2 separate regions of the Homo sapiens genome follow, and region 1 is linked to region 2. The links are chromatin loops, found by intact Hi-C in ENCODE. Cell type or tissue: B cell. All regions are shown on one strand. Each heading gives the region's core, and the rest is flanking DNA. Links, peaks and the distances in the headings are about the cores only.

The links. A loop is a pair of places that touch in the nucleus more often than their neighbours do. Peaks named below come from ENCODE experiments on the same cell type or tissue, not always from the same donor. Only the 100,000 strongest peaks of a DNase experiment are listed, where the experiment ranks them.
Region 1: it touches region 2 in a loop (2.7-fold over the local background); 2 of 110 quality-filtered maps call a loop at or near these places.

The regions. Positions count from the first base shown.
Region 1 is chr4:85,717,359-85,733,531 of GRCh38, reverse strand. It overlaps ARHGAP24 (Rho GTPase activating protein 24), which reads right to left. Exons shown (of 10, transcript NM_001025616.3): 3 at 11,560-11,647. MIR4451 (microRNA 4451) reads right to left here and starts at 11,064; the gene lies at 10,999-11,064. LOC124900728 (a long non-coding RNA gene) reads right to left here and starts at 11,542. Exons shown (of 2, transcript XR_007058169.1): 1 at 10,520-11,542; 2 at 8,888-10,414. In B cell, for the core only: no CTCF peak of the experiment used is centred there; a DNase peak (open chromatin) is centred at 7,541; H3K4me3 peaks cover 969 bases; H3K27ac peaks cover 6,464 bases.
Region 2 is chr4:85,662,203-85,678,375 of GRCh38, reverse strand. The region is part of intron 2 of ARHGAP24 (Rho GTPase activating protein 24); the gene reads right to left. Among named protein-coding and RNA genes, the nearest start is that of MIR4451, 52 kb to the left of the region's middle. RefSeq lists an enhancer at 10,552-11,751. In B cell, for the core only: no CTCF peak of the experiment used is centred there; DNase peaks (open chromatin) are centred at 5,186 and 8,935; H3K4me3 peaks cover 1,596 bases; H3K27ac peaks cover 5,584 bases.

The sequences.
Region 1 (16,173 bases), core at 3,583-11,582, 57 kb before region 2:
CTACTCACTCCCCTTTCTTGTGAAAGGCACAGAAAATGTTATTTTAAAAACAGTGCTAATCAAGCACAAGTTCATAGAAAAACTTTCTATATGGGACCAGAGAGTCCTTAAACCAGTGCCCCTTCATAATAACAGTTTAGGGACTGTCCTACCAAGTTGGTGAGGCCTGGGCCCAGCGTGGTGGCTCACGCCTGTAATCCCAGCACTTTGGGAGGCCGAGGCAGGTGGATCATGAGGTCAGGAGATCGAGACCATCCTGACTAACACAGTGAAACCCTGTCTCTGCTAAAAATACAAAAAATTAGCCAAGTGTGGTGGTGGGCGCCTGTAGTCCCAGCTACTCGGGAAGCTGAGGCAGGAGAAAGGTGTGAACCCGGGAGGCAGAGCTTGCAATGAGCTGAGATCGTGCCACTGCATTCCAGCCTGGGTGACAGAGCGAAACTCCATCTCAAAAAAAAAAAAAAAAAAAAAGTTGGTGAGGCCTATAAGATCTATAGCTGGTTGATGCAATTTGAATGTAATATAGAAGTTTGAGGTCGGGCGCGGTGGCTCACGCCTGTAATTCCAGCACTTTGGGAGGCCGAGGCAGGTGCATCATCTGAGGTTGGGAGTTCGAGACCAACCTGATCAACATGGAGAAAAATAAATACTAAAAAAAAAAAAATACAAAATTAGCCAGGCTTGGTGGCACATGCCTGTAATCCCAGCTACTCAGGAGGCTGAGGTAGGAGAATCGCTTGAACCCGGGAGGTGGAGGTTGCAGTGAGCTGAGATCACACCATTGCACTCCAGCCTGGGCAACAAGAGCGAAACTCTGTCTCAAAAAAAAAAAAAAAAGAAGTTTGAATTTTTGTTTATTAATCCTATGTTTGAAATATAAATATTTGATTAGCATGGGCTAAATGAACCCACAAATGAATAGGCAAATAAAGATAAGGTCCATTTTAAAGCCAGGAAGCCTGACAGTCCTAGGGATGCATTATTGGGCTGCAGATGGTCCTTAGGGTTTTATCTTTTGAAACATTCAGGACCACTTCATCTCAGTTTTCTATTAAAAAAGAAAAGAAAAAGCCTTCCTTGGTTCCCTGAGAGTTGGCACAGGTCTCAGTGATATGCCAGTGCTCTCCTGGCTACAAGCTTATCTCTCACTCTTAATTATCAGCAGCTGTTCTGCTGCACACTCATTTTCCTTTTCCTCATCTGTTTCTTTTCCTTTGAAGTATGATTCCCCTTTCTCATTCTGACATCGTTTCTAACCTATTGGTTTTTCTCTCCACTGGCCATCAAGTCACCCAAACACACTCTTTCTGTGGCTCAAAGAAGCCCTACCATAGACAAAGACCTGCCTGGACAAACTCTATTTGTAATAACAGCAGCTGACATTTGTTTAGTACTTTGCTATTTTCATAGCTTGATTAGATTGAAAGCCCTTTTCAATTATTGGATAAAAGAAGCAGGTGAACACAAATGGCCTGAGAATGCATAATTAAAACCATATCACAAAGAACAATGGGAAAGATCACATTTATTTCAGCAAATAACTTCTTTGTAAATAGCTTCTGTTTTCAAAGTAATAAAAGACACTATTGGTGTATTAATGAAGGACTCAAGAATGAGGAGAGTACTACTTTCTTTTATTAAAAAACATTGACACATAATAATTGTACATATTTATGGGGTACTTAGTGATGTTGTGAAATATATATAATGTATAGTGAGTAATCAGGATAATTTGCATATCCACCATCTCAAATATTTATCATTTCTTTGTGTTTGGAACATTCAATATCCTCCATCTAGCTATTTGACATGATAATATATTAACGCAAACTATAGTCACCCTACAGTAGTATAGAACACTAGAACTTTTTCCTCCTATCTAGCTATAATGTTGTCTACTTTTAAAATCGTGTAGAGTCTGAGAAGTTAATGAACTTCTCTAGGATCCAGTCTCAGGAGGCACTGGGAAAAAGGTCAATAATCAAGTTAAATAACTCAGACCTAGACAACTCTAACTTTGACTAATCCAATGTGATCAATCCATAGATGATAAAACTGCAGTCTTGTTTATTCATTAATTCAACAAACATGCATTAAGCATACACTACATGACAGCACTCTGCTAGGCAGTAGGGATAGAAGGTGTCTCTTCTCAAGAGCTTCCAATCTAATAGGGAAGGAAGAGAACACAGACAATGCAAGGACTGTGAGTATGGAGGAGAAAGGAATGAAATGCAGAGTATACTGACTCTTAAACCTATAACCCCATTTCTTCTTGTCATCCTTGTTTCTCTTAAGTCTCAGATATTTGGCCTCAGTGTAGTGTAGATAATAAACCTATCCATATTCTTATTGGTATAAGAAGGTGGTTTTGTGGGCGCAGATGGGTGTGAATCCTGGCTTTACCACTTATTAAAAATGTGAATTTGTACCACCGTTTTGCATACATACACATATACATATATGTATATATACACACACACACATGCCCAGTCTCTCTCTCTGTGTGTGTGTGTGTGTGTGTGTGTGTGTGTGTGTGTGTGTGCAGTTATATTAAATGAGTCATTGTATATAATGCCTGACATATATCAGTACAGGGCCTGACACATATTTCAGTAAATATTAAATATTAATATTATGGGAACATTTCTCATACTGATGGTAAAAGAAAACTGGTGGGTTTGGGGCAGGGAGATGTTAATAAATGGGTGGTAAGGGAAACAAACTACCCCTCTAAGAAGATAAGCTTGTTTGTTTGTTTTACTTACAAATAATGTATTGTTATTTTCTGTGAGATACTTAGAGCTTTAAGATACTAATGCAAGCTGGGTGTGGTGGCTCACGCCTATAATCCCAGCACTTTGGGAGGCTGAGGGAGGAGGACTGCTTGTACTCAGGGATTTGAGACCAGCCTGGGCAACATAGTGAGACCTCATCTCTACAAAAACAAAAAAATTAGCTGAGCATGGTGGTGTGAACTTGTGGTTCCAGCTACTACTCGGGAGGCTGAGGCAGGAGGATCACTTGAGCCCAAGAGGTTGAGGCGGCAGTGAGCCGTGATTGCACCACTGTGCTCCAGCCTGGGTGACAGAGTGAGACCCTGTCTCAAAAAACAAAACAAAAAACAGCTAATGTACATCATATAAAGGAAAGCTTAGAAGACACTTCAAGCTTATTTGATCTTGCCAGAGTTGCTTCAATCTCAGAATATTTGTAAATAACTCCCTGAATTTGTGTGGACTGAATAAAATATGGGACATGTTTTTCATGCTAGGCACATCCCATCTCCTATTAATGGTATTCATAAAGTCACATAAGAGATTTCAGTTCTGGTCAGAATCTAGAATTCCAAATGAACTGAGATGGTGTTTAAAAGAGATTTCAGTTTGGTCACTAACACTTTTAAAGTTCAATGTGATTTAAAGCATAGATATTATTCAGAGATGGAACTTCTAAATAAAAATATTGGCAAATAGTTCCTGAATCATGATTTTGAGGCAATGGATAATGCCATGGCCTGGGGAGACAGGCTGTCTCAGAGTTCTAATTCTGGCTCTGGTGGCACCAGTGGGGATTAGTGATTTATATCAGTATTTCATCTTCCTTTTCATAGGTTTGCTTTTTTTATCTAGCCCAGGGGTCAGCAAACTATGCCCACGGGCCAAATCTGGTTCACTGTTTATTTTTTACATTTTTAAGTGGTTGGAAAAAAATAAAGAATAATATTTCTGATATTTGAGAAGTATATAAAATTCACATTTCAGTGACCATAAGTAAATTTTATTGACATACAGCCACATCCATTTGTTTTCGCTACCATGGCAGAGTTGAACAACTGTAGTGGAAACCTTATGGTCACAAAATCCTAAAATATTTACTCCTGGATCTTTCCAGAAAAGGTTTGCTGGCCCCTGGTCTAGCGAATAGTGATGGTGACTGGATCAATATGTCTACCAACACTGTGAGAGGACACTCACTCCTCATAGGGACACTTCACAGGAGGATCGTATGATCATGCTGTCCATCAGTTCGTAAATGCCCCAAATGTATGTTGGTTGAAATGACATTAGCCAGAATTCCAAAGGATTAAAAACATTTTTAAAACGTTCTTTGTACCATGTTAATAGCTTCTTTCAAGTGTATATTTTAATGTATTTTAAGTAGGAAGGGAATTTTGAAACAAAAATCTCAAACACTTTCTTTAAGAACACATAGTAGTTAATACATGCTGCTTTCACCAATGCATTTATTTAGTTCATGTAGAGCTACTTGTGTATATAGAATTATGTTTTCATACCGTAAGCAACTCCTACTCACATTCTCTAAATGATTTGCACATATTAAATCTAAGCAAAAAAAAAATACAAGCTTCACGGCTGCCTACAGACTTAGGCAGACAAAAAAAGAGATTGTCACAGCTGCTTTGGGGTAACAAATATAATTGCATGGATTTTAACTTACAGAATTAACACAAAAAAGAAAAAAAGTTAAGATAAGGGAGTGTTGTAAAATTAAATGCCTAAGCAGCATATTTAACTGGTGATCAAGAAAGTGACTAAACTTGATGCTAAAACACAATTAAAACATTCCTACATTTTCATATAAAATATATGTCAAATATTGGCTTACATTTTCAAATGACAGCAAGTTAATGTAGCCAATGACGTTATTTATTCAACCCAGAAGGAGTCACAAATGCAGACATGTATGGTAAACTTTTATTGCTGTTGTTACATTATTATCCCAAAAACTCAAAAATTGGCCAAACTTTTTTCTTTCCCAGAGACACCCATGAATCTATCTCATAACTATTTATTTCTCAGCTGGCCTATTATGTAACACAGCTGCAGTAACCATCTAAGTAGGTTGAAGTTTTACTAAATTAAAAATTTTACAGCCTCCAGACCCATGAAATGTTCCATCCAGGAAAAGTTCTTCTGTAAATGTGCAAAATAGGTCTGTGGAGTTACACAATCATAGAAACAGGAGAAAGAACAACTGAATCAGAGAGGTAAAAGTCTAAAACTGATTGGTATAACAGATAATTACAAATAACAGTTTATGCACACATGTACATAGATAAAATAGATAAATGCATAGGAACATAGACAGATTAGCTAAAATAGAGATAAAGAGTGAGAGAGAGGTGAGAGAGAGAGAGATAATAAAGTCTTTGGTTCCCAATATAAACTATTATTCTTAAACTACAGTCAATGATTGCATTTTAGGGAATCTCTGAAGTCCTCAAAAGTATGTGCAATTTTGGTAGGTATTTGCCTTTTTTTTTTTTTTTTTTTTTGGCAAAAGGATCAATGCATTTATTAGATTCTTTAGGCACCCATGTCCTCTAACTTTTCACCTATCTCCTAAGAAATCCTTCTGGAAAAAATAATTAGAATGGAAACTTTTTAAAATTTGAAATGTACAAAAGTAACATGTAATTGTCTGAGGGTATTGGAAATAATTAGTATAGTTGTGGCTAAAGGTAGGATAAATAACATCTTTTTTTTTTTTGAAGGCCTAATTTTGTTTCCAGGCAGATAAAAATCACTTTAGATTATCCTTCAAAATTTATCTTATTTTTTTCCATGGCTACTTTTCATTCCTCATCCCCTTGTCTTTTGTGTTCACCTCTTCTTTTCTTTCCCTGGAGGAAGGAAGAGGAAAGAACACCTCCTACTTTTAGTTAATATTGATTTTAGGCACTGGGTCAGATGGGCCTTTTAGGGTCTGGAATATTGACAATTGCCCTTGAAAGCCATGAAGAATCTTTGCTTGGTGGATGGACTGAGTCCCAGCATATGATTAATATCAGGTGTGTTGGTTGGTGGTTAGACAGTGAGTGATAGCTTGGCCAGTATGTGAAGGGAGTTTGTGAAGAAGCTGAGAACAATTTCAGCAATGTATACTCGGTAATGAAAGAGAATTGGATCCCAGAGCGTTGACAGTTGTCTATAAGAAAGCACTCCATCCGTAGAATCCACCTTTGTTACCTTTATTCATAATAAGGAAGATCACTGCTGGAAAATGTCTGTTTCTCCCCACTTTTTCATGATGGGATTGTTGTAGCCTTAGAACATGCTTTCAAAAGAACTGTAAGTGGGCATCTCTATCTAGTGCCTATTTGTATTATATATTGTATTATAAATAGGTGCTAAAAAACAAAAATGCCTACTCTTATCAAGTGCCAAAATTCTCATTCTTAATGAATGAGTCTGGAAAGATACCAGTGTATCCATTCCAGTTCAAAAAATAACTTCACATGCTCATATTTCAGAAAATAGGCTCCAGGCCTTTTTTACTTTATTTTTTGAGATGGAGTCTCACTCTGTCACCCAGGCTGGAGTGCAATGGTGAGATCTCTGCTCACCACAACCTCCGCCTCCTGGGTTCAAGGGATTCTCCTGCCTCAGCCTCCTGAGTAGCTGGGATTATAGGCGCCCACCAACACGCCCAGCTAATTTTGTGTTTTAATATTCTATTGAAACGGGGTTTCTCCATGTTGGTCAGGCTGGTCTCCAAGTCCCAACCTCAGGATCCCCCCACCTTGGATCCAAGCCCCAACCTCAGGATCACCTCAGGTGATACCCCTACCTCGGCCTCCCAAAATTTTGGGATTACAGGCGTGAGCCACAGCGCCTGGCCCAGTGTTAGCTTTTTAACCTGGATCAAATTACTTCTCTGTGCCTCAGATCTGTCGTTTGCAGAATAAAGATAATGACATTGCTTGCCTCATAGAGTTGTAGTAAGGATTAAATAAAGCGATACGTGCAAACAGCCTGGAACATTGCCTGGAATACAGATGTCTAGATACTGATAAGGCTACAGACATTATAACGGATACTGTAGTACTCTCTCTAGATCCCAAAGACTGGTATATTGGTTGCTGAAGGCACAAAGAGATTCTCATGGGAATTGTTCTACAACGCAGCAGGAACAGCTTCACCCAAGTTTATCTGTCTTCCTGCTCCCAATCAATGACTAGTTAGCAAGAGGAAACAAAGCCCCAGCCCCTCAGTTTGAAGCAAACTTGAGAGGGATCACCGCCTCAGGGGACCCCACTGGATCAGCTAAGACTTCAGTTGCTACAGCGTTGCAGGGCAGGTGTTCCTGTCGCATCCTGCTTTCCTCACTTTCTTGCAGAAAAAATATCTTCGGAGAACCTTTCCCATGACAATCTAATGTCATTCTCCATCAGCGTGTTTCCTGGAATCCAATCTAAGATTATAGATAGATGTAAATAAAACGTTTTATCCCCATTATCCAGGAACTGCAGCTAAGGTCCACCCCCCACCCCCCAAAAGAGGCTAAAACTCCACATTCTAAGCTGAAAAGACCGATGGAAATTGCACCTAGCCACTTCTCTGCCAGGTTTACTGAGAGAAAGCATTGCACTTCTGAGAACCCAAATGGCCCTGACTGTTTTGAGGGGGAAACTAGAAAAGAGGAAGTGCTACTTGGAGGAAGCAGTTTTCAAAATCAGCACTGGTTTTTGAGGGGGAGGACTAGGAATTCTCCCAACTATCAGAACAAGAGTATTGCTGGTAAATTTTGATGTGTGTTAGAACAGTGACTCACTCCTTCTCTAAGTCAGGGACTCATGATGGCCTCTGAAGCTTGGCAAGCCACTGACCTTGCTGGGCACTGAAGCTGATAACCCCTGGAGAAAGTGACAAGCCAAAGGAGGCAGCAACAGTGGAACAGCCTGCATTTCCCTTACGTTGCAGGCCAGGGTACATGAGTTTCCTAGTTGCTGAATAAACACAAAGCAAGCAGCTGGCCTTTGAGGCCTTTCGCTGTATCCCATCCAACAGGACTATCCCAATGCTGGGAGAATACTAGCATGTGAAGTGGATTTCTAATTCCAGAGACCCTGAAAAATCCACAAATGCATCTGTGAAAGATTCAGCCTTTAGAGAGGAAAGTCTGTAACGACCAGTCAGTGTGAAGGGGCTATGCCCCAGCAGTATCATCTGTGTAGGAAGATCTCTACCTTCTTCCATCCGTCTCTTGGTCTCATCATCAGAAAGGAAGGCAGAAAAGTAGGAAAGGAAACATGTAAGGAGTTTCTCTTCACTTTTGCCACTAGAGTGACAAAGAGGTCTTTGCGGGAACAGGGGAGAAAAGGTCCTATGCAACAGGAAATAGTTCAACATAGCAGAGTGGGGGCAGTTTCATATGACTGAGATTCTTCCATAAGCCTGGTAAATATATGCACTTCAAGAAATATTTGTTTAGCACCATATGTTATACTGTGCTATTTCCAGGTGTTAGGTATACAGTAAAAAGCAAGAAAGATGTGGTTTCTAAATATATGGAGATACATATAGTCCTCCTTTGTCTTGTTTTGCCTATTTCTTGTCTGTTTCTTTGTCATTTTATTTTTTTCTCTGAGAAACTTCTTTCCTAAGAAAGCTAAGGCATCATTATTCCAATAACTACTCTTTATTTTTTTAAAACATTTCAAGGAAAATTCAACTAGAACACATTTAGAGAAGCAGAAACCAACTGCATGTTCTTTCTTCAAGAACTGTTCATTAAAGATTTGCCAATCTTTCTTTCTCAACCACATTTCCCAAAAGCTTGGACTTTGGCCATAATAGTTCACTTCAGTCTAAAATTTGGCATGTCTGAAAGAGAAGACTTCAAATTTGCCAATTTGGCTGATATCCCTTTGAATAACAAGTAGAGAAATAGGAAAAATTTGGAGCGAAAAATCTATAACTCATGGCATTATTCAGAGAGATAATTCATTTCATAGGATAATGAATCTATAGGAAATCAACCCTAAAACATGGTAGATTTATTTTCAGATAGGTTTTTACAAAAGCCTAAAATATGCATACAAATATAATTTGTAAACAAATATAAATAAGTAATACACAAAGACCTGAGACGCTCAATTTTATTGAAAATTCTTGTTTTTTTAATATGATTTTCCTTGGTTTCATGGGATATTTCAGCATAAAGCAAAAGCAAAAATAAAACAAAATAAAAATTCCTATATATATATATATATATATATATATATATATATATACACACATGGAAAAATTATAAGGACATACAGTGCACATATGGATAAACTGTATTCGTAACACACACACAAATGTGTACGTATGCATATAGTGCTAAAATATATGGCAAAGAGCTTGCTAGAGGCTTTTGTTAGTTTTGTTGGAAATCATTATGGGCAGATGAAATTAAAATATGTAATCCTCTCCTACTCACTCATAAACTCTGGAGAGTTAGGCTTGAGTTAGCTATCCGTAAAGATAGACACTTGTTGGGTTTGTAAGCATCATCTTTATGATAGATTTTCAGAAGTGGCAATTGAAAGAATTTTATAGAGAAAGCCAATCTAGAATAAATATGCTTTATGAGGATCTGCTGCCAGGTAGGCCCACGGCCTGCCGAGGGTTCTATACACATTACCAACCACATTTCTGCAATCCTTGCTGCCTCCTATGCATTCTGACAAATAAAAACACTCTGTTGTAACATCCCAAATTATCATGTTAAACAATTACACCATTGAAAAAATTGAAAAATATTATCTTGTCATTCCCATTTGCAAAGATAAAGTAATTGTTATGTTATCCCTAAATAACCCCAATAATGCAAATATTGATGAAAATAACCTGATACAGATCCCACATTATCACAGAAGTACAAAAGCATTTGCCTAGAAATGCCATCCTGATGTCAAGGGCACACCAGTAAAGCCCCAGTGACCAGGATGAATGACACAGACACTGGATTCTCAATGTAGTGCTTTGTCTTTCCAGCTCTGTCTTCAAAGATACATTTGGAACACTTCTCTTCACACTCCGTAAGATGATTTAGAATTATAAAACCTAATTTAGCAGCTATTACATACTGTATTAATAATTCAGGAAGCATCTTTTCAAATGATCTACTCACATACTATATTTAAGTCCATAATTACAGAAGCAAGCTTGAATTTCCTATAAATTTGTTTGAAAGGACAACCTTCATATTCCATATTACACAGTCTTAAACTTCTTAGGCTTTGTTCATCAAAAGCCATTATGTCATACGCACTGCATGTGAAACAGATGATTTAGAATAGCAATGTTGGAGAAGAGGTTTTATCTGTTACTTCCTGGTCTTGAAGACATGGCTCTCTCTAAAACAGTATTGAAAATATCCGTCTATATTACTTGAGAACTTCTTCACCAAAAGATGAAACCTCCTTGCAGCTAGCAGACTGAATGGAAAAGTAGACCTCTAGCATTATTGGAGATAAAGAGTCAACCATCAGTTCAATACCACGCTGATTTAAAAGCCAACATGCGCTATTGTCTGAGAATAAATCGGAAAAGACATTTCCTCTACTGATACTTCAAAGACTTTGTAACATCTGGAATCTGGTTCTATACAGGGTATTCCACTAAGAAGTAAGAATAAAAGGATTTTAATAAGGCAAATAAGATTCAGGTTTCTTAAAATATGTTCTCCCTGGAGGGAAACAAATAACACATTGCATCTGACTAACCTTTCTGCACTTCAGCTGCATTAATTCACATTTAGTCATGGATTCCATCATGAGCCAGATGAACTTAGTGCCACAGCTGTTTTCATCGAGGGGAAAATATGCTTTTCCATTTTAGATTCCCAGCATTTAATATAAATATAGGAAAAATACATTTTATTGACTGCATTATTGATAAGAACTCCACATTACTTACCCAAATAAATTCACATCCACCCTAGACTGTGATCAAATCAATATCAATATTACACAAACGGTCAACCGGAGCCAGATTCCTACCTCCCTTTTTCTTACATTGAGGGATAAGGAAAAGTTGAAGAATTGATCAAAGAGGTAGACAACATGGCCTTGGAGGAATTGTTGCTGGGTTAGTCAAAGACTTTAGTGGAGATCAGGTTCACTAAGAGGAATGAATACAGATGACTAGGAAAAACGAAAGGATGTTTCAAAAGTTTAACTGAGGGATTTGATGTCTTGGCAGAGCTGTCCTCAGCTCTACCAGCAAAACATGTGGAAGTGGTTGGTTGGGAGCAAAGCTGAGGTACAGAACTGTAATACTTGGTCAGTATTACAAGTATTAAGTAGTAAGAGTTGTTTTTTTTTGTTTGTTTGTTTTTTGTTTTTTTTTTTGTTTTTTGCAAAACCTCCTTGAAGATACAATTTTGTGAGGAAATATGTCAGTGATTCCACTGGGCAAAGCATTCAACCTATAACCCCTTGTCAAATTTCACATCACAAGAGCGCTGTAAAATCAAATTCATCTCCAATAGTCCTGAACAAATACTGTATCATGACTTGTGGTCAACTATGGAGTCTCATGGACAAATGAAAATCCAGTAGTTATGTGGTCAGAGTATGTGTGTGTGAGTGCATTCATTTGTACTAGTATATAAACCTGCAGTCATTATCTGCGTCAACACTAACCAAGCCTCAAATTAAGGTTCTCAGTCATGATTCAAAAAAGAATGAAACCTGTCTGACCCATCTTCACCTTTACCAACACAGGATGACAATAATTTAATCAGACTAGGAAAATATCTTACCTGGAACTACTTCAAAAAGGAACTTCCCTGGGTTCTCTTCATTGCAGGGATGCTCAGAAACTTTATTTCCAGGCAGAAAAATAGTACCCTGTGAAAACAAATACCCAAAACATCAACATCATCAGAGAGCAAACATCATATATCATCATTATAATCAGTGAATATCCAAGGTGTAGCTATAACCCAGTATACAGTAAGATGCATCAGAATCTTTTATATTCCCAATAATCAAAAATTATGTGCCAGAATCATGTTCACTCAAGATTTAACGAATACTTGTTGAGCATCTAATATGTATAAGACTAATATGTATGTTAGCTGCTAGATTCATCTTAAGCACCAATTTATTAAACACATTCTGTGTGCCAGAAATTTTACTAAGCATTCTACCCGCACCATATTATTTAATTGGTAGTATAATCTTATGAGGTAGATATTCTTTTCCCCATTTTATAGCTGTGAAAACAAGGTAGACTTAGACATAGTTGTGATAAGCCTTCTCTTGATTATCTCTTCTCTCTTCTCTTTCTTTCCTTTTCTTTCTTTTCCTTTTCTTTTTTTTTTTTGTTTGTTTTTTGAGATGGAGTTTTGCTCTTGTCACCCAGGTGGGATTGTAATGGCATGATCTTGGCTCGCTGCAACCTCTGCCTTCCGGGTTCAAGAATTCCACTGCCTCAGCCTCCTGAGTAGCTGGGATTACAGGCATCTGCCAGCACACCCGGCCAATTTTTGTATTTTCAGTAGAGATGGGGTTTCACCATGTTGGCCAGGCTAGTCTCGAACTCCTGACCTTAGGTGATCCACCTGCCTCGGCTTCCCAAAATGCTGGGATTACAGGCATGAGCCACCACGCCCAGCTATCCTTTCTCTATCTTTAAATTTCTCTCTTTAGTGGATCATTTCATTCAGTGCTGAGATATACTTAAAAGTCTGTGTCATTAAAAAAAGTACTTTGACTTCCCGCTATTCTATTTTTTTGTTTGCCTACTGTCTATACTGAATCTATTTCTTCACTGTACCCACTGCAGCCTGGTTGATGCACCCAGCATTCCACTTACATGACTCACAAGCTGCGTGTTTGATAATGTTCACTTTTCAGTGACTTGACTTTCTAGAAGTGTTCATCACTATTGACCACTCTTTCCTTGAAGCACCTTCTTTCCTTTGTTTCTTTGTTTTCTCTAGGTTTTTCCCTAATTTCTCTGTTGTCTGAATGTCTTTTGCTGACTCTAATTGACCTTTAAATATTAGAGTTTTTAAAAAGATTTATCCAATAATTTCTTCTCTTCTGACTCTAGTACTCTCTTTCTCCAGGCTATCTCATCCAGGCCTATGATTTCAATAACCAACTGTAAGCCAATGAATATCGGAGTAATATTTCTAATCTAGGACACTCTGAGCTTCAGATACATTCAAAAGCTTATTTGACATTTCCACTTATCTCAAAGATGTCTTAAACTCAACTTAGTCAAATTAAAATGCAAGTAAATCTGGCTCTCATTATGTATTCCCCAGCTCAGTGACTGTCACCCTCTTCTATGCAGTTGCAAAAGCCAGAAATATAGAAATCATTATCTCTACTATGTATCTCTACTACTACCACTCTCTAATTTCAGGCAACTATTATCTCTTGTCTGAAATTTTTCAAATGCCTCTTCACTGAATTCTCCAGAATATTCTGACATCTTTCTTTTATTATTATTATTATTATTATACTTTAAGTTCTAGGGTACATGTGCACAACGTGCAGGTTTGTTACATATGTATACATGTGCCATGTTGGTGTGCTGCACCCATTAACTTGTCATTTACATTAGGTATATCTCCTAATGCTATCCCTCCCCCATCCCCCCACCCCACAACAGGCCCCGGTGGGTGATGTCCCCCTTCCTGTGTCCAAGTGTTCTCACTGTTCAATTCCCAGCTATGAGTGAGAACATGCGATGTTTGGTTTTTTTGTTTCTGCTCTTACACTTTTTTGCTTTCTATGGCTTTCTATCATCCAGCAACTACCCTTCTATAAATGGCAGCATGCTCCCATCTACCTTAGGACAACATTCTTTCCCTGGCAATTTTATACCATTTTTAAGATTGTCTACATCTAAAATATACTTGCATAGATTCTTGAATTTTTCCTGGACTGATTTACCATTGTATGTAGTTATGTTATTTGTAAGATGAATTGATTAAAGTCCATCTCCCTCGTTAAACTGTAAGGGAAAAATAATATGTGTTTTGCTCCCTAATTTACTACCAATGCCAAGCATTTTGCCTGGCATATAGTTAACGGCTAAAAATGTGTATTGTTGAGTGAATGGGAACTGTTAACATAATGAAGCCAGTGTTAAAAACTAAGTGTGCTGAACTCAAAAGCCCATGCTCCTGTCCACTGTATTATATTGTCCATTTTTCCCAGCTCAAAAAATAGTAATATTTAGCTAAAGTAGTATTTTACTCAATTTTCAACCTACTTGGTTTGGCACAGAAAATTATAGTCCTCAGCCATTTCCCTCCTTCTGGGCTTAGACTGATAAAGCATAGCGCTCTCCAACCAAAACCCAAGAAATTGTATGTTAGAAGTATTCCTCTCCCCCCATGCCTTACAAGGTGAGGTGTTGGAGGAATTGCCTTTGTTCTCCTCCTCCAGGAAGTACCTTTTCCTGCTTTTTATCATATCTAGTTTTCTCTGGCCTATAGATCCCGTTTCCCATTTTGTTTCCCTACCTTTGAAGTAATTTTTAAAAAATTGCTAGATACTTTGAAGATACTCATTGTAATAAAGACCTTTTATTACATACATTTAATCTATATGGTTTCTACATAATGTGGTAAAAATAATTGTTTCAATTAAGAATTTATTCTACTTACTGAAATGACTTTGTGAAGTAATTCATTTTGTGATTTATCTCAGTTTTAGAACATAGCATCTAATATTCATTTTATCCACATGTGTATTTGTGTGTGTATGTATAACTCCTGTTTAGTTCTATATCTTCAGGTTCTACTTAAGATCTTGAATTGTACATGTGCCATATAAGTTGAATTCAAGCAACGCACTAGCATAAATGCTACCTCCTTGAAATCTTAAGCTATCACATTTTGTAATTTAAAAACTCCAAGTAATGCTATCCTTTGTTGTCCTTTTTGTATATGTGAAACAGCTACTTCTGGATGAAATTTTTATTAACATTTTCTTATTTGACATTATATAAATTTTATATTTTGACAAGTTTTTCAAACAAATTGTAACATAAAAATAGTAGTTTAAATATCAACAGACAAGGCTTAGGGCAGGATATGCTGTAATTGACAAACATTTACTGTGGTTAATTTACTAAGTCATTCAGTAAATAAAATAAAGTCCTTTAACTGAAATAGCTAACTTGATCACATTGTATGGAAATTCTGTAAAGTCCATAACTAAGGGAAATGTCTTAATTGTGATAGTTATTTTCAAAGTGTTTAGCAATATTTATAGTGTTGAAAATGCAGGTAAACAAACAAAAATCTCTAATTTACCCACTACAGATAACCAATGTTAACACCATATAAATTCTCCCATACTTTTACGTGTTTATACATGTGTGTATAAACATACAGAGCAATTTTCACAAAACAGTAATCAAAATAAAAAGATATTTATTATCTGCTTCAAAACTTAAAAGTCATGTATTGTTGTTATGCCAAGTGTAGTCATCTACATCATTTTTAAAAGCTGAATTATATAGTACTTGCTTGAGTATACATACTTTAACATCCTCTACTGCTGTAATACATTTATAATTTTTGTCTTATAAGGAACATTTTATGTTGTAAAGAACATGAAGAACATCCATGAAGCTAAGTCTTTGAGCTTCTCCCTAATGTATTCCTTTAGGGCAAATACCTAAGAGATAAATTAGTCATTAAAAAGTATGCACTGCTTGTTTGTGTGAGTTGGTTAATTCTTCCACAGCTGCTCTAAATTAACCAAAGAAGCAACGAACTAATAAATAAGTACAAGTCAGGTGCCCAATCTAACTCGAAAGTAATATGTTGACAGACTACCATGTGTCAGATATTATTTCTTTAAATATCTCAGGTGATGTGAAGTGTGTGAAAGAAATAAATAATAAACTCTTTGCTCTCAGTACAAGAATAACACAGTACATAATTTTAAAACAAATGAGTGTGACAGTATTTAGAAAATCAAGTAAATATAATAAAAGTTTAAGAACAGAGTGTCATAAGGGCAGGCTGATTAGTTAGGAAAAGTATATAAAGGAAATGGTTTTAAGAGGAAGGTAGGGTTTTAAGATTTAGTGGCCAAGGGCTAATCTTTCAAAGTGGAGGAAATAACATCAACCAAAGCAGAAATTAGAACCATATGTGCAGAGTACATTACAATAAGCAAAAGACCCATGTGGAGGAATAATTAGGAAGTGAAGATTGTTGGTTACATGTGCTGAGAATGTGTTGTAGAAATTCTAAGCCTAGGCAGAGGATGTTACACTTGGTATCTGTAGCAGCTGAGAGCCAGGGTAGGTTCTTGCGCAAAGCAGATGGAGATTTAATGATACCACACTCTTAAAAGTTTGTTATCATAAAGCAATTAATTTGATATAAGAGGGTAAG
Region 2 (16,173 bases), core at 4,969-12,968:
GTTTTAGAGACAGAGTCTTGCTTTGTCACCCAGGCTGGAGTACAGTGGTGCAATCATAGCTCAGTGCAGCCTCAAACTCCTGGGCTCAAACGATCCTCCTGTCTCAGTCTCCTGAGTAGCTGGGACTACAGGCAGGTCACCACTATGCCATGCTAATTTTTTTACTTTTTGTAGAGATGGGGTCTCACTATGGTGCCCAGAGTAGTCCTGAATTCCTGGCCTAACGTGATCCTCCTGCATTAGCTTCCCAAAGTGTTGGAATTCAGGCATGAGTTACCATGGCAGGCCAGGAATAGCCTTTTTTTAAAATTTTTTTCCTTTTTCTTTTTTTTTTCTTTGATGGAGCCTCACTCTTTGGCCCAGGCTGGAGCACAGTAGTACAATCACAGTTCACTACATCCTCGAACTCCTGGACTCAAGTGATGCTCTTGCCTCAGTTTTCCCAATAACTGGGACTACGGGCACACGGCCCCATGTCTGGCTAATTCTCTATAGAGATAGGGTCTTGCTATGTTTTTCAGGCTGAAACAGCTCTTTAAAAACTTGATAAACTAGTAAATTAATTAGCACATTAAAATTAGTGAGAAACAAGAGCCTACAAAATGGAAAGTTAATACATAATACCAACAAACAGTTGGCTTGTGCTCATTTTTCTGACATTTGATGTTAAGTGTATCTCTGACCTAAACAGACTAGGTGTACACATGACATCACTTGCTTTTGGCCAGCAAACCTGGACTTTATTCCTTTTACAGAATCACTATTAAAATAAATGAAAAGCTCAAAGGAATTTTACCACTGAAATGTTATCAGAGGACTCATAACTGTTCATGGTTAAAAACTCACTTCATCATTAACAGCAGCAGCAGCAGAAATGAGTACATCCTTGGTGGTCTGCCAGGTCCAAAGGCTATCTGGAAATATATTCTGAATGTGAAATAGGTTAATTAAGCTCATTGTTCCCTGGCTGTCACTCTAAGGGACAGCAGGGAGGTACCGGCTGTGTGCCTAACTAGGTTGGGTAGCAAACTTGAATCCTTCCCACCCCTGAATGTGCATATAAAATGTGGGTTGCCTGCCAAGGTCAGGACTACAAGATAAATTTCTGTACATAAACATAACATATAAATGGAGGATTAAAAGCTCATTAAGATGTTGTGAGGAGGATAAAGAGAGAAGAGCAAAGCAAAAGGAAAAGCAATGGCTTGCATGTGTGTCTGTTGCTAATGACCTTTATTTAATCAAAGCTACTTGATTCAGAGGATATCCACGTTGCTCAAGAGGAATGCTTCTTGTTGTATAAAAGCCTGTACGAAATCGTTTTCCCCCAGTGTGAGTGCTCTGCTCTGCCCCCGTTGGGTTCTTCCACCCTGTGTGGCTGGAGCCTCCCTTCTGGTAGCCTCAGGAAGGCAGTGGCTCTGCTTGCTTGTTTCATGTGCTGCCACTTCTCAAGTCCTGCTCTCACCTGTTTCTTTTAATGACACTGGAATAGGAAATATGGGAATCCTTTCCTTACCATGCTATTGTACTTCAAAACAACTACTTCTTTTGACAGAATTAAAGTGCAGTATATTTAGGGAATGAGCTAACATTGCTCTCCGTGTCTCTGCAAGTCTTTGAAAAGATGAATGGGTACTGCTTGGCCCCCTCAGACACTATACTGATCTTTTCATAACCCTTTTCCTTGCTCTTCCCAACTCCAGACCTAAAATGTGCACTGTGAATACCTACAATAGGTCCTTGGGAGCCAAAAGGACCATTGGTAACAATAGGAGAAACAAGACAAACATTTAAGTTTCCTAACTCCTTGTTCAGTGTTCTTTTCCCACTTGGTTAGAGTTCAGACCCTCCACTTACCCAACACTACCAACTCCACCCCTAAACCCAGACCCCAAGCCCCAACTGAGCTGCAGATGTAAATACAGTTTCCGGGGGAGCTTGCTTAACAGTTGTTAAATTATAATGAAAAAAATCAGAGTTTGCCCCATTTAGAGGATTTTGCAAAATGATCTCTCTGAGTCCCTGGAATATGCACAGCAGCAGCAAAGAAAAATGTCAGCATTAATTTGATATGGCTTTTTGTTGCAAGCAGGACTGCTCATTAAAAGCTTAAACAGGTGGCAGGTTTGGCAGCCCAGTGTGTGTATTCTATGTACAGATTTATTATGCCTTTCATTTTAAAATATTTGTGCCGAAACAGACTCAGTGAGATGAATTATCTTGTTCACAAGAGCATTCTGTTCAAGGCTGCTATGATAACTGCCATATCAATCAAATTATGCAATGAAAACTTACCATCAATTTTATCATCATTATCAATTATTTATAACTTAGGAAACTGTTTTCATTTCTTCTCCATTTTGATTTTGTTATCTTCCAGGAAACTTTTACCTCACAGTGGGAGACAGTGTCATAAAATAGGGACTGTATACAGGATGTCACTTCAGTTGCTGAGGTCCAGGGCAGGAGTCAGATATGCATTTCAAAGCAAACATAATTACATATGAACAGCATTGGCTCTAACCATCCTGCCTGATGACTTTGAGTGGATAGGAGCACATAAACATCAGAGGAATGTTCAAACAATAAGGCAGCTTTGCTTTGTCAAATGAGATGAGCTACAAGCCAACTGAAGCTCAACATAATGTCAAGCAAAGCAAAGCGCACACTTCAGTCACCGCCAAGCCCTTACATGGTTGGAATGACTCCATAGGCTCAATGTAATCACTTTTCCAGGAGCTGGGACTTTCTACTGGCAATGCCCACCATCTTGGGAAGGCGGATCTCACCAACTTTAAATGTTACGGGAAATCTTTTGTTAGAAGGTTATCCATAAATTGTTACCCCGCAATCCAGTGTCTCACAGACCCTTCCAGGTTCTTTTGGCCACTGCAGTATCCAGGGTTTCAGGCACATTAACCATTCTGCCCTTCTGTTAGATTTATTTTCATTCTGGCCTGCTAATGCCACTTCCCACAGCTGCAGAATACATGCTGAATCTCCCTGGAAGCATACTTTCCTATAGAAAACATTCATAGAGGACTAGAAAGGGTAGATGATACAACGTGCATTTCTCATTTGGACTCTTGCCTGACTTCCATGAAGGAAACCCTGATTATGTACAGTATTGTCTTAGCTAAGTATCTCAGGGACACATGCGTCATGGTTTTTTTCAACTGGCTTCTCACTTACATAATTGGCCTCCTCTTTCTGCTACATGCAGCCTTTAGGTTTTCACTCCTGCCAAAGGACAATGCTTACCAGTCTTTACTTGCTTGTTTTTTCCTCACCAGAGGTGTCCTCTCCTATATTGTAAACCAGATCAGTTATCTTTCTTCAAAATACTGCTCAAGAATAAGCTCCATGACAAGTTTTCAGCAGAACCCTCTGATTACAAATTGTTACAGCTGCCCCATGCTTGTGACGAGATCTGTGCAACTCTAATTGGCTAGACGTACATTTGTTTGTGGCTATTTTTGGCTTTGTTTTTGTCCCCATAATCCATAAGGAACTCTCAGACAAATAGTAACAAAAAGTTTACCTCAGGCAGATCCATCAGGTCAATTCAAGATGGTTATAGGAGTCATGGAATGTGAATAATTAGTTCAAGGTTTACAAGGTTAATCCTGGTATATCCTGCATAGCAACATTACACAGATTGGCACATCCTTACATGACAATGAAAGGTGCCATTAACTCATTGATTTTCACAATTAGTCTTATATCAAAAGGACATAGGACTTGGAGTTAAAATGACTGAGTTCTAATCCTTGCCATATCTCTGCTTACTAACTGTGTGATGTTAAGCACACTGTGGCAACTGCAAATGCAAATTGACTTAGATAAGTTATACATGCATTTATGAAAGTATAAAATATAAAGGGTGATTTATTGATTTAAAGATTGATGTTGCCACCATATATCAAAAAGATTTTGTATTATTCTGGGGTAAATAATAAAACAATTCATATAATCTCCCTAAAAGATGAGTGCATCTTTGACAGGGAAGATAAACAGTCTGAATTTGAGAGTTAGAGAACTGTTCAGCAAGACTGCTTGAATTTGCCTACTTTTTTCCCTTTTAACTAGGCTGGCAGAAGAGAAAGAAACACCATTATTTCTGCTATGGCAGTGGTTCTTAAAGTGTGATCACTGGTCCTGCAGCATCAACAGCATCCAGGAAAACTGTTGGAAACGAAAATTATTGGGCCCCACCGCAGATCTACTGAATCAGCCCTCCAGATGGTTCTGATGAATGCTAAAGATTGAGAACCACTGCGTGGACCAGTACACTGGGGTTTAGTCCCAGATGCCACTAACTTGTTGGGTAAGTCGAGAGCCCAGGCTAGTGTAAGACATCATGAGAGTCTGTGCATTATTAACAACACATTAGTCCAGATTTTCTACCAGTGCAGATTTCTTGTAATGTTATTATTTCCATTAAATACAAGCTACGCAACAAAATGAGATTTTATAAACCTCTGTAGGGAAATTCACAGGTTTCAGAAAAAGTGCTTTGCCAGACTAAGGAACCAGATTTTGGGGTTCTGAAAATACGCCCTGGCAGTTATAAGAAAAAAGACTCTAAGTGACTAAGTAAACTAACCAGAATTTAGCCATCAACTTTCAGAATAACTCAAGGGAAAGTCATCCTCTCAATGCTTAGATCCCCCCACTGGTGTTTCACTTTACCAGTGGGGAGATCTAAGCATTGAGAGGATGACTTTCCCTTGAGTTATTCTGTATTAGAATGATCTCCAAGCTCTTTTCTAGCTCTCCAGGTCTAAATTTGAGACTTCTTTCTTCTCTCTTTCTCTTTCACTCACATCTTGAAAACTGCATGCACAGAATAGAACAGAAGGCATAAAGGAAAGGACAGAGAGAAACACTGACTGAGAAGCAGAGAAAGAAAAGAGAGTTCACAGAGATTTCATATTTTCCAAACCATGGAGTGGTTGAAAGATATCATAAAATTCAGCTGTCAAGTGAGTATGGAAGAGTATCAAAATTTAAGTATTATACAATAAACTGTTTGCATCTTTTAAAAGGAAACTGCATGTAGGTGAGTGGGGACACCTTGAGAGCTTTCTGCACAATTATAAAGGAAGATAAAGAGCTGTCCCAAATAAGGACTGCCCAAGTGCAGAGCTGCGATAGAGAATCTCTGAATCCAGGCCACTAAAGGGAAGTGCACTTGAACAAAAGGAAGGGCAACAGGGTAGCACAGCTGCTATAGACTGAACATTTTCTTTGTGCAAGCTCATGCTTACCTTGTTAAGGGAAAGCCTTCTCTCCAGCTCGATCTATCAAAGCCATGCCACATCCACTGACTAGCCTTGTAAACGTCAAACTCACACTCTCCCAAGTTCAGAAAAGAGAACTAAGTTGAATACCTACAAGAAATCCAGCACCCTCAGAGAAAGAGTTGCATATATTCAATGTATTGTTAAAGATAGGGTGCTATTACACCACTATGGTTGCAGAACATCAAATCAACAGACATGAAGAAAATAAGCACTCAGCAGGGGAGATAATTAATTACAAAAAGAAAGGCAGCCAGCCTTTGAGAATGCAAGAATTCAGCATTTCCCATTTCTCCTTTCCAAGTGTTTTCAAATAAAGTTTTTTCCCCAGTCCTCATCCTGATTGACACTTAGCATCAAATGTTTCCCCACCATGGAGAAATCCACACAACCAGCTTCTTCCTGTACCACCAGAGCCCAGCTGGAACCAGGAATACCTCTCTTTTTGGTTTGTGCTAAAACAGATGAGTAGCCAAGCTTTGCCTGCTGATGAAGAGTAATAATCACGCTGGTAATGGGAAGATTCTGCCTTAACTCAACTGCCAAGATCAGCCTGTGCAACTCCAACCAAAGGTAGGATGGGACGGATAGGTAGGAGGAGGATACTGAAATATAATCATTCTTATCAGTGTCTTCATTGTGACATCTGTGTGTATTCTATGCTTTAACTGAAACAAAGTTAGGAAGTCCGAGAGTTGAGAAACCACTTGCTCACTCCCAAAGGAAAGCTAGACTAAAAGGAAACAGAAGTTAAAAGTATTTCAAAAACAAGAGAGGTTTATAGCCGGAAATTGAAAGGGCCTCATCTGGCCACAACATGGCTTAATTAAACATTGCCTCTCCCTAGTTCATTCCAACTCCACTCAGATTTTCTCTCAATGTTCTTTTTTCTTTATGTACAGGGCTAAGTATTTTTAAGAGAAATTTAATCCATATGGTTTCTGATTCATTTACACACATAAAACTCAACAGAATGACTCCTGGTGTGCAAAAAGTTCTCTGAGCCTGTTTCCTCCTTAGGAACAGAAAACTGTGTTGTGTTCACATTAAACTCATTCATTTTTTCATGGGTTAACATTTCACTCAAAAGCTTGGGGCCCAAAACGATGGAATGTATTGAAGGTTGGTGAACTCAGCTCCTCAAATGGAAAAAAAAGCACCTACTTACTTCAGACCCTGGGTCTTTGAGGTTTCTCAGTGTCCATTTTTAGGAATAGTTCTGCATGTGTCCAATAGTACATTTGTAGCACATTCTTCTTTTTAGTAGAGGCATTATTAAGAGGTATCCATTTTTATAGGCAATCCTACCCTTCAACTATAATTTCCTAGCTTCAGAAGTCAGTGTAAGAAAAGTTCTACAGAAAGCTCTGCTCTGAATCACATAAATATACTGGATACATAAAAAGTATTTTTGGAGATTCCAGAAGAAAAAGAAGCATATTCTTAACAGAAATGGAAGGCCTGTGCTCATAGCTCCAAAACAAAAGTCTACAGCTAAAACCTCTCTTTATATATACCTCCTGTCTTCTTCAACCACAAACTTTGTTGAATCACTTCTATTCATCCACACATCTTTTACTTTACTTGCATTTTCATTTGACAAATATTTATTTCATTACCTACTTTGAGCCAAGCCACTGGAATATAAAAATCTAAATATTCATTTGATTTCTTAGGAGGAAAGATGCCAACAAATATATGATAATTATTATAATGGACCTGTGGTTAAAATATAGAGGAAACACAGGGAAAAAATACCATGTAATACTTGCTGAGAAGTGCAGAAAGGCTTAGAGAAAGCAAAGCTAGAAAGATAGTCAGGCTTTTTGCAGGTGGATGAATCAAGGGAAGGAAAGGCTATTTAGAGGTAGCATTTAGTGTAAAGGCACCGAGGCATTAAAAAAATTGTGTTTTGCAAACTAAACAGAGTTCAGTATCGATGAAGCAAAAAATACAAGGTGTCATCTAAGAATATTCAAGAAAGGGGCCCAATAACGTAGGGTTCTATATGTCATACAAAGTAATTTAGATTTATCTCGTAGGTCAGTTGTGCTCAATTGAGTGTGACCATTAGAATGATCTGCGAATCCTTTTTTCAAACACACACTTGGGCCCCAATCCCAGAGATTTCCAATTTTGTAGGTCTTGGGTAAAGACTTTTATGTACATTTTCTTAAACATTCATGGCCCATGTCCCTGTTTGAGAACTGCCTGAGGCTCATAGGGGCCACTGAAGTATTCTAAACATGGGAAACCCATGATCAGCTTGACTATTAGTTGGTCCTTTTGTGGACAATGTGAAGAAAATTTTGCAAATGATCTAAAGTACAGGGAGTGGCTTAAAGGCAATGCAAACTTTCCAACAAGAACAAATGTAGTCCTAAGTTAAAGGATGGCAAGAGGCAAGGCAAGAGAGTTTGAAATAAATAATAGTAATTCAGTCACAAAGAATAAATGAACTAAAACTATACCCCCTCCCTCCTTTCTGGTGTGGTGACACCATTCTCCAAGAAAAGAGACACAAAGAGAAGACAGAGGACAGAAAAAAGTGAGCTCAAGTTCTCAACTGTTCAGTTGATTGGATTCAGAATATAAATTATGTAGGAGATTGAGAACGTATTAATTTAATATGCCCTAGAGCTTTCTGCTCTGTTTGCAGTATTGGTGATTCAAGAGTGGCTTTATTTGAATTGGCTAACGTAGCACTTATTAAGATTTCACAGTTCCAAACACTATGGGCAAGATGTAATTCTAACTTAAGTCAAATAAATGGCAAACAGAATCACTCTATCCTAACCTGAAGGTTGACAGGATATGAAGTAGGCAACCTAAGAGAATTTTTCTCACATCCTAATCTCCTTTTCTGTCTTTGCTGGCACCATCAGGCACCGTGGTTCATGTTCAGCTTATTTATGCAGCCAAACAAGCTTGGCAGTTTATTGGAGAGGAAAATGGCTGAGTTAAATATTATTGAAGTAGGAAAAAATATTCCTGGGGTAAAATAAAGTTTGCAGCCACCCCATTCCAACTGAATAAAAATTCCTTTCCACAGCTCACACCCCTCTCTCCTCCTCCCACTTTTCTAGTCTCCTTCTGAGGATCAGTGCTCTGGGGACCTGCACTAAAGCCCCAGAAGAGGTGTTGACACATGTTCCTACCCAAGTGGATAATTTAGTCACCAATATGCTGGGTTTATTTTTTCTGAATTGCTGCAAATACCTATATCTTTTATTGTACTTTATAGTAGATTCACTAAATTATTCACTAAATTATTTTCCTATTATTATCATCTATGGAAGAGTTCATTCCACTAAATATATGATTAGATTGAAACTTCTGATGCTTCACATAGAAGTTTGTAATATAGCTATATATATCACATATATATATATATATATATATATATATATATATATATATATATATATTTGAAAGTACAGGGTCAATGCAGTCTACCCTGTAACTTTTTAATTCAGATTTTTAATATATATGTAAGCATATTTGTGTGTCTACATGTGTGCGTACCTACATACCTACATACAAACATACGTACCTTTTTATGGGTCATTTCTTCTTTTTAACAGCGCTTCCTCCCATCAAACACTATTTCTGTACTTTTCTTCCAGACTTCCTCTTCCTTATGTGATGTCTAGACTACTGTAAATTGTGACTGCACCAGAAATATTAGAATGGGCCTATTGAGCTGCTGCTACAACACACTGCCACAGTGTGTTGAAAGTATGACCCTGAAACCTAAATCAGGCTTATAGGGTAGAGAAAAGTCAAATAAGTATCAAAATTCCTCAATTACATAACATCATGTTGTTTCTCTAGATAACTTGCCTCAGGAGTGAAGATTGAATTTTGAGGCAATTTCTGCATGGACACCAGTATAAAAGGTGAATTTTGAGAGCTCAGCACCCCTGAGTTTTGTCTACCCAACAATGAATAGTGTGGTCACTGTGCTAAAAGCTGAGACCCCAAAGATACTAGAGCAATTTCTGTCACTCAGTAATGCGATAACAACTCAGAGAATCACACACACACACAAAGGCACATAATGAGAATATTAGAAATTCAACCACTGAACCTAGGACCTAAATCTACCCACTTTCAATGTTCATCTTAGTTCAGACTCTCCTGTCTTAGTTACTTCACCAGGTTTGTAACTGACCTTCTTTACTTTTATCTTTCCATCTCCTTTCTTTTCTCCAAAGCTAGAGCCAGAGAAATCCCTCTAAAGTACATATCCAACATTTTAATTTACAGCTTAAACTCCTCCATGATCCCTCATTGTTCTCTGGGTCAAGTTCCAACTCTTTAACGTGGATTGGATCATGAGGCCTATCATGAAGAACCGCCTGCATACCCCTTTATCTCCTAAACTTCCCCTCTCAAACTCAGACAGAGTAAGATGTTAAAAAAGCCAGGCTCTTTGCAAGGACAGTCACATCTTCTCTCCCTCTTTGCCTAACTCCATCTCATCTTTTGATTCCAGAGTAAAGGTTTCTTCTTCTACTAAGATGCCACTAGCCTCTTCTCTGTGCTACTATAGTAACCTGTACTTGTCAGTGTTTATATAACACTTTAAAAATGCACTCTAATTTTGTATCAGCACCCTTTGCTCTCTTTCATTTTTACCACCAGATCCTTGTGGATATAATTTTATTCTCCTAGTAGCCCCTGTGGCTAGCTAAGTGCCTGCACCCAGTAAATTCTCAATTTCTAGTTGTTGAATAGATAGATGAAGGAATGAAATAAAGCTGTTTAGCATTTTCTGTTTTGCTTTAATGGTCTTTAACCTGACAACAGAGAAAATTACAAATTATAAGTCTGCTGAAAGTGTATGAACATAGTATTAGAGTAAACCAACTAAAACACTGAATGGAAGTTAGGGCAAGTGTAGTTTAATAAGGAACTCATTATACTCTGACTTCTTCTGTTTCTTGTTTTTCAGCCTATCAAAAAGTGCCACTAAACTGAAGGGGATCACAAGAGATAATCTCAAACAGCATTTAAATAAGCCTTGAAATGTCTAACTTTTCTACATTTACAAGACTTTTAATATTTATATTACTCAACCACTTAAGCAAAACATCGTATTTGTTTATTTACCCTTTCCATAAATAATTTTTAGGTGTCACCAGACCCTACGCTCAATTTAAGTGTATTTCCTTTTCCTTGTTTCTTGACATCAATGAGAAAAAAATAGCAATTAAATAATTGTAAACCTCAAGAGAATCAGACAAGTCGGTGGGTAATTTAAGAAATTCTTGTATCCAATAGATTTTTATTTGGCTTTCATGGAAACCTTTAATTCTTTATGATACTGGATACAGAAAAACACAAATATTCATTTAGCTTACTGATCAGTAAAATAACTTATGAACATTAGGGAAGAACAGAGGATAAACAAAAAAGTGCGTGGCAGCCAAGATGGCCGAATAGGAACAGCTCCGGTCTACAGCTCCCAGCGTGAGCGACGCAGAAGATGGGTGATTTCTGCATTTCCATCTGAGGTACGGGGTTCATCTCACTAAGGAGTGCCAGAAAGTGGGTGCAGGACAGTGGGTGCAGTGCATTGTGTGTGAGCCAAAGCAGGCCAAGGCATTGCCTCCCTCAGGAAGCACAAGGGGTCAGGGAGTTCCCTTTCCTAGTCAAAGACAGGGGTGACAGATGGCACCTGGAAAATCGGGTCACTCCCATCCTAATACTGCGCTTTTCCGACGGGCTTAAAAAATGGCGCACCAGGAGATTATATCCAGCACCTGGCTCAGAGGGTCCTATGCCCATGGAGTCTCACCGATTGCTAGCACAGCAGTTTGAGATCAAACTGCAAGGCGGCAGCAATGCTGGGGGAGGGGAGCCCGCCATTGCCCAGGCTTCCTTAGGTAAACAAAACAGCTGGGAAGCTCCAACTGGGTGGAGCCCACCACAGCTCAAGGAGGCCTGCCTGCCTCTGTAGGCTCCACCTCTGGGGGCAGGGCACAGACAAACAAAAAGACAGCAGTAACCTCTGCAGACTTAAATGTCCCTGTCTGACAGCTTTGAAGAGAGCAGTGGTTCTCCCAGCACGCAGCTGGAGATCTGAGAACGGGCAGACTGCCTCCTCAAGTGGGTCCCTGACCCATGACCCCTGAGGAGCCTAACTGGGAGGTACCCCCCAGTATGGGCAGACTGACATCTCACACGGCTGGGTACTCCTCTGAGACAAAACTTCCAGAGGAACGATCAGACAGCAGCATTCGCGGTTCACGAAAATCTGCTGTGCTGCAGCCACCGCTACTGATACCCAGGCAAACAGGGTCTGGAGTGGACCTCTAGCAAACTCCAACAGACCTGCAGCTGAGGGTCCTGTCTGTTAAAAGGAAAACTAACAAACAGAAAGGACATCCACACCAAAAACCCATCTGTACATCACCATCATCAAAGACCAAAAGTAGATAAACCCACAAAGATGGGGAAAAAACTGAGCAGAAAAACTGGAAACTCTAACAAGCAGAGTGCCTCTCCTCCTCCAAAGGAATGCAGTTCCTCACCAGCAATGGAATAAAGCTGGACGGAGAATGACTTTGACGAGTTGAGAGAAGAAGGCTTCAGACGATCAAAATTACTCTGAGCTACAGGAGGAAATTCAAACCAAAGGCAAAGAAGTTAAAAATTTTGAAAAAAATTTAGACAAATGTATAACTAGAATAACCAATACAGAGAAGTGCTTACAGGAGCTTGAGAACTACGTGAAGAATGCAGAAGCCTCAGGAGCCGATGCGATCAACTGGAAGAAAGGGTATCAGTGATGGAAGATGAAATGAATGAAATGAAGCGAGAAGGGAAGTTTAGAGAAAAAAGAATAAAAACAAACGAACAAAGCCTCCAAGAAATACAGGACTATGTGAAAAGACCAAATCTACATCTGATTGGTGTACTTGAAAGTGATGGGCAGAATGGAACCAAGTTGGAAAACACTCTGCAGGATATTATCCAGGAGAACTTCCCCAATCTAGCAAGGCAGGCCAAAATTCAGATTCAGGAAATACAGAGAAGGCCACAAAGATACTCCTCAAGAAGTGAAACTTCAAGACACATAATTGTCAGATTCACCAAAGTTGAAATGAAGGAAAAAATGTTAAGGGCAGCCAGAGAGAAAGGTCAGGTTACCCACAAAGGGAAGCCCATCAGACTAACAGCAGATCTCTTGGCAGAAACCCTACAAGCCAGAAGAGAGTGGGGGCCAATATTCAACATTCTTAAAGAAAAGAATTTTCAACCCAGAATTTCATATCCAGCCAAACTAAGCTTCATAAGTGAAGGAGAAATAAAATCCTTTACAGACAAGCAAATGCTGAGAGATTTTTGTCACCACCAGGCCTGCCCTAAAAGAGCTCCTGAAGGAAGCACTAAACATGGAAAGGAAAAACCGGTACCAGCCGCTGCAAAATCAAGCCAAATTGTAAAGACCATCGAGGCTAGGAAGAAACTGCATCAACTAACGAGCAAAATAACCAGCTAACATCATAATGACAGGATCAAATTCACACATCACAATATTAACTTTAAATGTAAATGGACTAAATGCTCCAATTAAAAGACACAGACTGGCAAATTGGATAAGGAGTCAAGACCCATCAGTGTGCTGTATTCAGGATACCCATCTCACGTGCAGAGACACACATAGGCTGAAAATAAAAGGATGGAGGAAGATCTACCAAGCAGATGGAAAACAAAAAAAGGCAGGGGTTGCAATCCTAGTCTCTGATAAAACAGACTTTAAACCAACAAAGATCAAAAGAGACAAAGAAGGCCATTACATAATGGTAAAGGGATCAATTCAACAAGAAGAGCTAACTATCCTAAATATATATGCACCCAATACAGGAGCACTCAGATTCATAAAGCAAGTCCTTAGTGACCTACAAAGAAACTTAGACTCCCACACAATAATAATGGGAGACTTTAACACCCCACTGTCAACATTAGACAGAAAAACGAGACAGAAAGTTAACAAGGATATCCAGGAATTGAACTCAGCTCTGCACCAAGGGGACCTAATAGACATCGACAGAACTCTCCAACCCAAATCAATAGAATATATGTTTTTTTTCAGCACCATACCACACCTATTCCAAAATTGACCACATAGTTGGAAGCAAAGCTCTCCTCAGCAAATGTAAAAGATCAGAAATTATAACAAACTGTCTCTCAGACCACAGTGCAATCAAACTAGAACTCAGGATTAAGAAACTCACTCAAAACTGCTCAGCTACGTGGAAACTGAACAACCTGCTCCTGAATGACTACTGGGTACATAACGAAATGAAGGCAGAAATAAAGATGTTCTTTGAAACCAACGAGAACAAAGACACAACATACCAGAATCTCTGGGACGCATTCAAAGCAGTGTGTAGAGGGAAATTTATAGCACTAAATGCCCACAAGAGAAAGCAGGAAAGATCCAAAATTGACACCCTAACATCACAATTAAAAGAACTAGAAAAGCAAGAGCAAACACATTCAAAAGCTAGCAGAAGGCAAGAAATAACTAAAATCAGAGCAGAACTGAAGGAAATAGAGACACAAAAAAACCCTTCAAAAAATTAATGAATCCAGGGGCTGGTTTTTTGAAAGGATCAACAAAATTGATAGACTGCTAGCAAGACTAATACAGAAGAAAAGAGAGAAGAATCAAATAGACACAATGAAAAATGATAAAGGGGATATCACCACCAATCCCAAAGAAATACAAACTATCATCAGAGAATACTACAAACACCTCTACGCAAATAAACTAGAAAATCCAGAAGAAATGGATAAATTCCTCGACACATACACTCTCCCAAGACTAAACCAGGAAGAAGTTGAATCTCTGAATAGACCAATAACAGGCTCTGAAATTGTGGCAATAATCAATAGCTTACCAACAAAAAAGAGTCCAGGACCAGATGGATTCACAGCCGAATTCTACCAGAGGTACAAGGAGGAACTGGTACCATTCCTTCTGAAACTATTCCAATCAATAGGGAATCCTCCCTAACTCATTTTATGAGGCCAGCATCATCCTGATACCAAACCTGGGCAGAGACAAAATCAAAAAAGAGAATTTTAGACCAATATCCTTGATGAACATTGATACAAAAATCCTCAATAAAATACTGGCAAACTGAATCCAGCAGCACATCAAAAAGCTTATCCACCATGATCAAGTGGGCTTCATCCCTGGGATGCAAGGCTGGTTCAATATACACAAATCAATAAATGTAATCCAGCATATAAACAGAACCAAAGACAAAAACCACATGAGTATCTCAATAGATGCAGAAAAAGCCTTTGACAAAATTCAACAACCCTTCATGCTAAAAACTCTCAATAAATTAGATATTGATGGGACATATCTCAAAATAATAAGAGCTATCTATGACAAACCCACAGCCAATATCATACTGAATGGGCAAAAACTGGAAGCATTCCCTTTGAAAACTGGCACAAGACAGGGATGCCCTCTCTCACCACTCCTATTCAACATAGTGTTGGAAGTTCTGGCCAGGGCAATTAGGCAGGAGAAGGAAATCAAGGGTATTCAATTAGGAAATGAGGAAGTCAAATTGTCCCTGTTTGCAGATGACATGATTGTATATCTAGGAAACCCCATTGTCTCAGCCCACAATCTCCTTAAGCTGATAAGCAACTTCAGCAAAGTCTCAGGATACAAAATCAATGTACAAAAATCACAAGCATTCTTATACACCAATAACAAACAAACAGAGAGCCAAATCATGAGTGAACTCCCATTCACAATTGCTTCAAAGAGAATAAAATACCTAGGAGTCCAACTTACAAGGGACGTGAAGGACCTCTTCAAGGAGAACTACAAACCACTGCTCAATGAAATAAAAGAGGATACAAACAAATGGAAGAACATTCCATGCTCATGGGTAGGAAGAATCAATATCGTGAAAATGGCCACACTGCCCGAGGTAATTTATAGATTCAATGCCATCCCCATCAAGCTACCAATGACTTTCTTTAGAGAATTGGAAAAAACTACTTTAAAGTTCATATGGAACCAAAAAAGAGCCCGCATCACCAAGTCAATCCTAAGCCAAAAGAACAAAGCTGGAGGCATCACGCTACCTGACTTCAAACTATACTACAAAGCTACAGTAACCAAAACAGCATGGTACTGGTACCTAAACAGAGGTATAGGTCAATGGAAGAGAACAGAGCCCTCAGAAATAACGCCGCATATCTACAACTATCTGATCTTTGACAAACCTGAGAAAAACAAGCAATGGGGAGAGGATTCCCTGTTTAATAAATGGTGCTGGGAAAACTGGCTGGCCATATGTAGAAAGCTGAAACTGGATCCCTTCCTTACACCTTATACAAAAATTAATTCAAGATGGATTAAAGACTTAAACGTTAGACCTAAAACCATAAAAACCCTAGAAGAAAACCTAGGCAATACCATTCAGGACATAGGCATGGGCAAGGACTTCATGTCTAAAACACCAAAAGCAATGGCAAAAAAAGACAAAATTGACAAATGGGATCTAATTAAACTAAAGAGCTTCTGCACAGCAAAAGAAACTACCATCAGAGTGAAAAGGCAACCTACAAAATGGGAGAAAATTTTCGCAACGAACTCATCTGACAAAGGGATAATATCCAAAATCTACAATGAACTCAAACAAATTTACAATAAAAAAACAAACAACCCCATCAAAAAGTGGGTGAAGGATATCAACAGACACTTCTCAAAAGAAGACATTTATGCAGCCAAAAAACACATGAAAAAATGCTCACCATCACTGGCCATCAGAGAAATGCAAATCAAAACCACAATGAAATACCATCTCACACCAGTTAGAATGGC